Linked DNA regions of Homo sapiens: region 1 is linked to region 2. The links are chromatin contacts, found by Hi-C in ENCODE. All regions are on one chromosome and are shown on one strand. Each heading gives the region's core, a stretch centred on a gene start or an enhancer-like site at or near the end of the contact. The rest is flanking DNA. Distances are from core to core; before and after follow the strand shown. Region 1 holds the start of PRDX4 (peroxiredoxin 4). Region 2 holds the start of RPS6KA3 (ribosomal protein S6 kinase A3).

Region 1 (4,676 bases), core at 951-3,450, 3.4 Mb after region 2:
AAGACCTAGTATTTGATAGCACAACAGGGTGACTATAGTCAATAACAATTTAATTGTATACCCTAAAATAACTAAAAGAGTATAATTGGATTGTTTGTAACACAAATGATAAATGCTTGAGGTGATGGATAACCCATTTGCCATGATGTGATTGTTACACACTGTGTGCCTGAATCAAAATATCCCATATACCCCATAAATATATATATATACATATACATATATATATACATATACCTACTATGTAGCCACAAAAAATTTTTTTTAATTTAAAAAGAAAGATAACAAGCACTTGCAGGAGGACAGAGGGCACCCTGGGATCATACAGGCTCATGCCTGTAATCCCAGCACTTTGGGAGGCCAAGGTGGGCGGATCACAATTAGCTGGGCATGGTGGCGCGCACCTGTAATCCCAGCTACTCGGCAGGCCGAGGCAGGAGAATTACTTGAACCTGGGAGGTGGAGGTTGCAGTGAGCCGAGATTGCCACTGCACTCCAGCCTGTGCGACAGAGCGAGACTCTGTCTAAAAAAAAAAAAAAAAAAAAAAACAACCTAACACAGGGTTAAGTTGCAACATTGCCTGTTTGCCCCATAGTTCCTTTCCAGCTGGAAGAGAAGAAATGGTCTAGGGATATGGCTTTTCAGGTTAGACTTTTCTTCTCCAAGTTTTCTGGGGACCTGAAAAGGGCTCCGACTTGAGAGAGGAGTCATGGCTGTTCACAAAGATCACTGCAAGGAAAAGAATAAGAAATGTCTGTTAGAGGGATAAAACGCGAGCTATTCAGAGGCAGAAAGGTCAGTTTCCCTTTGAGGGGCGGGGGTGGCGTGGGATGAGGAGGCTTTTTGGGAGAGATGGGCGTGGAAGGATGTCTAACAAGTGCTGGCGGCGAGGGTCGTTGGCACTTCAATGGTGGGAAGACAGCCATGGGCGAAGCTTTGTGGAAGAAATAGGTGTGAAGGATGAGAAGGCCTACAACAGTGCTGAGGGCGCGAGGCCAGTCACCTGCGAAGTTTTGTGTACAAGATGGGCCCAGAAGGATGAACAGGGTCTAAAACAGTGCTGAGGGTGGGAGTGCAGAAGATCGGTCACAAGTGACGACACAAGGTGGTCTTAGTCCAGTTGGTGGACGCTCGGTGGCCTGGGCCTGCCCCCAGTGCGCAGACGCACACGGCAGGTTGCAGCGGCAAGCGGGGCGGTGCCCACGGCGGGGAGATGGGTGGGGAGGGCAGGGAAAAGGCCAGGGGTTGGGTGATGGGGTAATTGTCAGAAAAAGGAACAACACTGCTGGGAGAGTTTTCTGGTAACTTTTCAAGTCTTCATTTAAATTAAAAAAAAAAAAAGCTGTCTTTGAAACAATAGATTAGGTCACTAAAAACTGCCTGTACGCCCTTGCATGCTGGAGGAAAGTAAATGGTTAGACCTACCCTCCCTAAGTTTTTCCAGGACTTAAAAGAGCTGCAAGTAGTGCAGATCATGGCCCCGTTCACACAAATCACTTCAAGAAAAAAAATTAGTAAATGTCTATTAGATCTTGAAACTTATTCCTGTCTATCTGGAACTTGGTAACCTCTGACCAACAACTAACTCCCCATTCCTTCCCTCTCGCCTCGCCTTCCCTACTTCCCAACCTCTGGTAAGCAGCAGGGTAAATACAGTCAATAATAATGTATATTTCAAAATGAATAAGAGTAAATTTGAAATGTCTCACCATAAAAGTCATAGGTAAACAAGGCGATGGATAAGTTAATGTGATGTAATCATCCCACATTGGATACATATTTCAAAAAATCACATTGCATCCCACGAATGTATACAATTATGATTTGTCAAGTAAATATAATTTTTAAAAACGTTAAGTGACTTTTTAAAAAGCTTATTAGAAGTATAAAATGCAAGCCATTCACAAGCATATAGGTTAGATTCCGCTTGTGAGGGGCTTGTGTGCAGTGGTGAGGCTTTGTGGAAGAGATGGACGTGGAAAGATGTCTAAAACAGCGCGGAGGTCAGGAGACCTTGTCGCTGCCTTCACAGAGTTGGGCAACGCTCCCGGTCCTGGTCAGCCGCGGGACGCAGGCGCAAATGCAGGCTTGGGATGGGGGAGGTGCGGCCGGCGCCCACGTGGCGGGGCGGGGAGCAGATAGGGGGGGTAGGGGGAGGAGCTGGTCTCGCGAGGCCGCGCCCCGGTTCGCGCGGGCGTCGTGCACGCGGTTGTAGCTGCCCGGCGGCGGCAGAAGCGGCGCTCGCGCCAAGGGACGTGTTTCTGCGCTCGCGTGGTCATGGAGGCGCTGCCGCTGCTAGCCGCGACAACTCCGGACCACGGCCGCCACCGAAGGCTGCTTCTGCTGCCGCTACTGCTGTTCCTGCTGCCGGCTGGAGCTGTGCAGGGCTGGGAGACAGAGGAGAGGCCCCGGACTCGCGAAGAGGAGTGCCACTTCTACGCGGGTGGACAAGTGTACCCGGGAGAGGCATCCCGGGTATCGGTCGCCGACCACTCCCTGCACCTAAGCAAAGCGAAGAGTAGGTGGTGTCCCGCCAAAGGGTGGGAGGGGAGATTCCGGAGACACGTGTACCCCGGTTACACCCCCGGAATCTGGGCTTGGGCGGCACCCCCTGGGCTGCCTCCGGGCCCTGGGCGGGCCTGGTTCTCACCTAGGAGGGCGGGGAGGGGAATAAAGGGGAGTTCTAGCTGTGAAGAAAGGTATGGTTTCCACTGATCAGATTTTAGAAGAGGTAGTGGTTACCCCAAAAGCCGCAGCTGAGGGAAAGTGGGTGGCCCTAGTCCCGAGTTTGCATCGAGGATGTTGGGCAAACTGAAACAGTTCCTGAAACATCTCAAAGTGCCTTCAGCACATCCTGTCTTTTTCAGGTACTATTTCAGCGAAGGAAGACATTGATAGGTTGAATAATGATTCACAAAAAGTTTGATTAAACAGAAAAGTTGCTAAACACAGTGCTCGGGAGGTCAAACATTTCATTTTTCTTTCTTCCTTTTTGTTTGCATCTTACAAAGATTATTACTGAAAGCCACCTTCCCCAAAGCCTGTGTAGTTAATGGATATTCCTTATGTTTCTCAGACATGAAGAACCTATTACAGAGTGTACTTTTGAGGGAAATGGGGGAAAAGGTTAGAAGTATGCATTTGGGTTGATGATAAACCTCGTGGCAAATTTGTGTCCTGCCAATTTGGTTTTTGATTATTTGCATTTCTGTCCAGTGTACAAAGCTAATGGCCACTTTCAGGAATGACACGTCAGACGAAGTAGATACTGTGAAAGTTGTAGCCTGCTACATCTGGATGTTAAAATTAACCAAAAGTGAACAGTGGCTATAGATAAAGGCTGTCTCTTGCTTGCTATTCAGTAACCTGCTTTTCCTGCAGATCATTTGACATTCTGTAGGTGTGTAGTTGGTTTTTATGGTTCAGTTACAGCATGTTCCATGCCAGTATTCAGTGAAAAAAGTAATGCTTCAAATTCTGAATCCCTAGAGTTAAATGGAATGTTGTTATGACTTAGGATGGGTTGGTTGGGAGTGATAAATGAGAAAAACTGTTTTGTCCTCTTAAACATTTACAGTTCTTACTTGCTGAAAGTAAGTACTTTCAGTTAACCACTTTGGGACTTTTTTTTTTTTTTTATTTGAGATGAAGTCTTGCTCTGTCACCCAGGCACCCAGGCTGGAGTGCGGTCGCGCGATCTCGGCTCACTGCAACCTCCGCCGCCCGGGTTCAAGCGATTCTTCTGCCTCAGCCTCCCAGGTAGCTGGGACTACAGGCGCGCACCACCACACCCGGCTATTTTTTGTATTTTTAGTAGAGACGGGGTTTCACTATATTGGCCAGGCTGGTCTGGAACTCCTGACCTCATGATCCGCCTGCCTTGGCCTCCCAAAGTGCTGAGATTACAGGCGTGAGCCACGGTGCCCAGCCTACTTTGAGATTTTTAACAAAACCAGTCTTAAATTTTAAAATCAGTATTTCCAAGTCCCACTGGTTTTACTTGCCTGGGAAAGTATTTTAAATATGTCAGCCAGTTAAGTGTTTACTTACATTACATATATTTTCCATAGGAAACAAATCTACTTCAAAGCTTTCCCTTTACCAGCAAAACTTAACATTTTAGTTGTTTACTACATTTCTCTGTCACATGTAGGCTTATCTATAATTAAAGATACAAAGACTTTTGTTAGTAAAGACTATTATGGAGCCATTAAGGCCATATTTTCAAATAATTTTTAGTAATATCAAAAACTGTTCATAATTAATTTACTGTTTCCTTTAAGGAGAAAAAAAAGGCGGGATGCAACACGTGGCAAATTTGTGTTTAAAAAAGAACGGAAAGGCCAGGTGTGGTGGCTCACGTCTATAATTTCAGCACTTTGGGAGGCCGAGGCCATCCGATCACCTGAGGTCGGGAGTTCGAGACCAGACTGGCCAGCATGGTGAAACCCTGTGTCTACTAAAAATACAAAAATTAGCCGGGTGTGATGGCGCATACCTGTAATCCCAGCTACTGGGCAGGCTGAGGCAAGAGAATCCCTTGAACCCGGGAGGCGGAAGTTGCAGTGAGCCCAGATCACACCACTGCACTCCAGCCTGGGCGACAGACTGAGACTCTTGTCTCAAAAAAAAAAAAAGTAAATAACTAAAATTAAAAAAAATAAGACTAGAAAGA
Region 2 (5,100 bases), core at 1,248-3,747:
CCACAAAAGATTTGGAACAGCTACCCTGATATAAAACGAAGCACATGAATTGTATCCACCTGGCTTTGAATTATGGCTCTGCCATTTACTATTTATCATCTTTGTACCTTTTAAATTCTGAGATTTGGTTTCCTAATCTATAACAATGGGGACCATAATCCTACCCTGCTGGGTCACAGGAAGGATAAAATGAAATAGTAATGTAGCACAGTACCTGGCATACAGTTGGTGCTAAATAAATATGTTTTGTCCTTCCTTATCCAAATGCATTCCAGATAGAAAAAGGATAAGGTGGAATTCTAAACGATATTGTTTTCCTATCACACTGATACATGCCAAGCAGAAATGTGGACTGATCTTGAGTTGCAATTGTTAATGTTTGTATGTAAAAGTCAGGCTCAAAGCAAATTTAATTTCTTTCCACAAGTTCAGTACTTTGCGAACATTTTATTAACCTTTTAGCTATATTATTTAATGCAAAAAATTTTCTGGGGAAAAATATGACGAGCTCTTGCATACTGTTTTTCACACTACCCATCTAAAGGATTATTAAACATCATAAATTTGGCTTTTTAATAAAATATTTATAGTATTAGTCTGGTTAACAATTTTAAATAAAGTTCTTGTGATTCTGCCAGTCTTAAAAACATGATTTCCTTTCTTTCTTTCCTTTTCTTTCAACATATATCAATGTCTTTTCCATTGAAGAGCAGCATTTAGTTCAGGTTTTACAAGTATGATCCAAGTCGCAAAATACTAAGCACCAATCATAAGCACTATTACAACTCTGCGTGCGTTAAGGAGAACAAGCAAAATTGTTATACAGCAGCGGAGGTGACTGGGGGAAAAAGTGAAAAGCGATTTGAACTGATCCCCCGCCCTCTCCATTATACCGGAGAATGCAAGTGTCCCGCATCTCAAGATTAAACTGAGCCTCGGTTTTACTGACGTAACCAGTAACCCTATCTACTTCTCACACTGCGGAGGCCGGCAGGGCAGCGGCTGCCGCCAAGCACACCACTCATCAGAGCCTGCCCCGTTCCACCCCCGCGTTTCAGTCATGCTTTCCAGAAATGGGGTCACTCACTCAGTAACTATTACACACACGCAGCCTATCATCCTGTAATCCCCTAAAGTCCGCTGCGGGGAGAGAAGGCAGCAAAAAGTCAAGAAGGAAGAATCACAGACGCGCCACCATCAGGAATTGATTTTCCACTCCGGAGAGGAGCGGTGATACCTTGGAACGGGTCTTGTCTGGATTATTTTCGCAGACCCCGAGTTGTTCTGGGATAGGGGCGGTTCAGGAAAGCTCGGTGTAGTGATGCGCCCGGGGAAATTCTGTTTTGCCCTGTTTGGGTATATTGTTTGGGTTTTGGGCACTAGGATGGGTGACTCAGGGACGGTCACCAGATCCCGGGCGAGGAAAACCAGAAAGCCTTTTACGGCGGCCGCTGATCTCCTTGAATATCACCCTCTCACCTCCATGGACAGGAAACTCAAGTTAAACTCACAGGGACGGGGGTCTAGCTCTGCGACCTCAGAAACGGAGGGGGTAGGGGACCTTAGGCTTCCGCTTTCTTCTTTGCAGCAGCAGAAACCGCTGCGGCAGACGAGGGGGAGGCAAAACCCTGCACCCCCTACCCGAAACCCCCACAGGTCGCCGCCGCCCGTGCCCCGCGCGCCGGTCTCCCCGCAGCAGCCCCTCCCTCGGCTGGACTCGAGAGTCCCTGCTCCCCGGTGAACCCGATCCCTACCCCTCCCTCATCTCCCAAAGTCGCCAAGGTCCGGGAAAGCCCCCGACCCGGCTGGGCCAAACTTCCCAACTCCCCGCCGGCCCCCGCTCCGCCTCCCGCTTCCCCCACGCAAAGTTGATTAAAATTGGCTTCTTGCAAAGCCCCAGCGCCCACTCCAAACCCCACGCGCCACCACACTGGCAGCCCCCCGAGCGAGGGAAGGAGGTGAGGGTGAGGATGGAAGGAACAGACAGACCGGCCAATAGACCCACCCCAACAACCCAAACCAAAACCCTGAGCCCGGGGGAAAGACGCGAGCGGGATCAGAACGGGCCGAGTGGCCAGCTCCGGGGAGCGAAGCGAGCCGGCGGGGGCGCGAGGAGGAGATGCGCCGGCCCCGGCCGCCCTGCTGCACTCACCTCAGCGCTGTCGGACGGGCTCTCCACAGCCATCTTCTGCCACGGGTCCGCCAGCTGCGCCAGCGGCATCTTCCCCCCCGGCCCGCCGCCTTCACCGCCTCCTCCCTCCCCGCCCGCCCCACGGCCGGCCCCGCTCCGTCGCCGCCCGAGCCCCACGGCAGCGGCGGCGGCGGCGGCGGCGGCGGCAGCGGCAGCGGCAGCGGCAGCAGCAGCAGCAGCGGCGGCGGCCCCAGAGAGGGCTCGACGCCGACGCCGACCGCCCGAAAGCCGCGCGCCTGGCCAGAGACGCCCGCGCGCTGAGCGAGAGCCTCGCGCCTCCGCTGGGCACCGGGTCTCGCCCCTTTCTTCCTCTCCTCCTTCCGCCGCCGGGACTACGGCTCCGCCCCCCCCGCCGGTTCCCGCGCCCGCTCCCAGCAGAACAGCGACCGCCGCGCGCTCCCCCACTTCCGCTCACAACATGGCGCCTAAGCGATACCTGTCTCTCAAAGCGAGGCTCGGCCGCCGCCACCACCGCCGCGCGCACCCAGGGGCTGGGCTAGTGGAAGACACGCCCCCGGCCGCTGCGCTCCGCTCCTCCCTCTTCCCACCCCCCTCCTTCTGCGCCCCAACCTCAGCTTCTGGGCCTCGCCTACTTTCAGGAAGGGCGAGCCCAACAGATCTGGGGGCGTCGGCGGGAGGCGGGGGAAAGAAATGGGAAAGGCAGGAGGGGCGAAGGCTGGGAGCCTTTCACCGCCAAGGGTCCAAGGAGGTCGGAGGCTCCTTGGGAATGAGGGAGAACAGTGGTCCCCGCCCAGCTGGGGAGGGAGGTGGGCAAAGTACCGGGGGCGCAGTCCCGAGCCAAGGACCCGGGGAGGGGTGCGGAGTGTCTTTTCGGCTTGTCTCCTCCGGGGGTGCGTGCGTGCGGACGCGCCTAGTCTCTGGGCGCATCCCGTAATGGCCCAAGACCCTCCCTCTTCAGGGTCACATGCTGGGAAATCACCTGCCCCCCATCTCCCCCGACGGAGGCAAGGGAGGCTTCGTGCCTAGGAGCCTCCTGGGGGCTCGGCTCCCGGTTTGATTCAAGTCTTTTCAAGTTGACGCTCTTTTGTTAAATTGTGGCTATTTGGGATTAATTCCTCTTGTATTAGTCGCTTCCCCCGCACCGCCCCCAGCCCAAATTCTCCTCCCCAAGTGCGCAGAGCTCTCGGCCTTCAGCTGCGACCCTGGAACCGCTGCCCCCCGCCCCACGTCTGCTACCTAAATCTTCAAGAGGGGAAAACAGGGAGGTTCCTTAAGGCTGTCCCTCTCGGTAGAGGTTGGAGAATTATTTAAAAATATCTTGTAGGCAGGAGCGCGGGGTTCCTGCTCCTCTGTTGACTTTAAATAAGAGATTAGATTTAAAAATCAGGCTGGCCGTGGGCGGAGGAGGAGGAGGAGGGGGACAGAGGGAGGGGAGGGGTTCTGACTCCTCCTCCTGCCCAAGATGGGGAAGCCCTGGATTAAGGAAACCCAATGCCCCGACGGCGACGGAGCCCCACAGGACGGCGAGAGCTTTGGGGGGAAGGCCTGGGCGTCCGGGGTGCGTCCCAAGAGGACTCGACCCTGTGTTCACTGCGCCAGGAGCCGCTGCGCGCTAAGTGCGCCCGGGCAGAAATGTGTAAAAGTCGCAGGGCTGAGTGGAAAGCTACTGCAGCCCCTGGCTAGTCGCCCAGCGAGGGGAAGAGAAAAAGCAAAGGGAGATCTCCGAGCCGGCCTGTCCCTTCAAACCCTCAGGCCGTGGCCCAGGCATCCCGGTCTTCCCACGCCCAGCGACCACGGCGCGTCCGCTGCTGCGCTCCCAGCGCACGCCTATTAACAGCTTCCTTTCATCCTCCCGGGACCCAGACACCTGGAGAACCCTCGCCTGCCTCCCTAAGCAGGTGTGAGGATGAGATTAGAGCCCCAAACCCAGCCGGCCAGGTCTGCGCGGGCGGTGCGAGGTTTCTCGCTGGGCCTGCGAGAGGCAGGTGTTGGGCTCTTTCTGCTGCCTTCGCCAGCGCGCCCCTTGGCACAGGCTCGAGGCCGGGGAACCTCGTGGCCATTTAGGGAGGCTCCAACTGTTTAGGGAGCCTGAGAAGGCGGCAGGAAGTCCTCGTTGCGCGCCTTCTCCCGAAGCTTTGGACTCAGGGGGACCGCTCAGGTTGGACAACATCTGGGCAGACTCAACGTGGTCTGGGGAAGAAGGCGAATGGGGCCACTTGGCTCTTGCCTTTGTCACTTCCCTTCACATGCTATATTCAGGTGTTGCAAATCCAACCTGGGCCCAAACTCAGCTAATTTGGCAGCACCTTCTCTGTGTAATTCCCGACGGTAAAACGTGCTTGCAGAAGTTTGGAGGATAAGGAGTTGTGTACTATTTTGCATTTATGTACAAAATGCTTTATTCATTTACATTGCAGAGTCACATGACCACTCCTTATAGCGAAAAGAAGTTCGTTAATTCGGTTGGCTTAAAGTAAATTAGCTCCCCCTACCCTTTGATCAATTATTTCAGTTAACATTCTTGCATTAGTAAAAACATACATAGTTGAAGAGAGACCGTTATGTGGCTAACACTGTTCAGTGCTAATTACCCCCACGCAAAGAATGAATATTTTAAAATAAAGCAAATTGTATGCCATTTTCAGTATCAACTTTTATTCATCTCTGTTAACCTTGAGAACCAGAGGAATAACTTTTAAAACAGAGTTACCTGATCTGTAAAAGTAATGTGAGCGGTGGTCACGTTTCAGTGAATTAAGCATTACATGAACTGTTAATAATGGGTTAAAGTGGCCGGGTGCGGTGGCTCACCCCTGTAATCCCAGCACTTTGGGAGGCCCAGGTGGGCGGATTACCTGAGCTCAGGAGTTCCAGACTAGCCTGGCCGACATGGTGAAACCCGGTCTCTACTAAAAATACAAAATTAGCCGGGAGTGCACACCCGTAAT

Evidence for each region. A loop is a pair of places that touch in the nucleus more often than their neighbours do. Pooled maps may share reads with other maps.
Region 1: a pooled map shows a loop between it and region 2 (11-fold over the local background). The contact joins the promoter of PRDX4 here to the promoter of RPS6KA3 in region 2. A Hi-C loop is called at or near these places in 2 of 37 single-sample maps with no recorded cell type and 10 of 50 pooled maps.

The regions. Positions count from the first base shown.
Region 1 is chrX:23,665,293-23,669,968 of GRCh38, forward strand. It overlaps PRDX4 (peroxiredoxin 4), which reads left to right and starts at 2,201. Exons shown (of 7, transcript NM_006406.2): 1 at 2,201-2,519. The coding sequence starts at 2,279. RefSeq lists an enhancer at 1,960-2,254 and silencers at 2,004-2,183, 2,534-2,663.
Region 2 is chrX:20,264,412-20,269,511 of GRCh38, forward strand. RPS6KA3 (ribosomal protein S6 kinase A3) reads right to left here and starts at 2,498. Exons shown (of 22, transcript NM_004586.3): 1 at 2,153-2,498. The coding sequence starts at 2,221. RefSeq lists an enhancer at 729-778 and silencers at 1,959-2,218, 2,339-2,558, 2,980-3,274.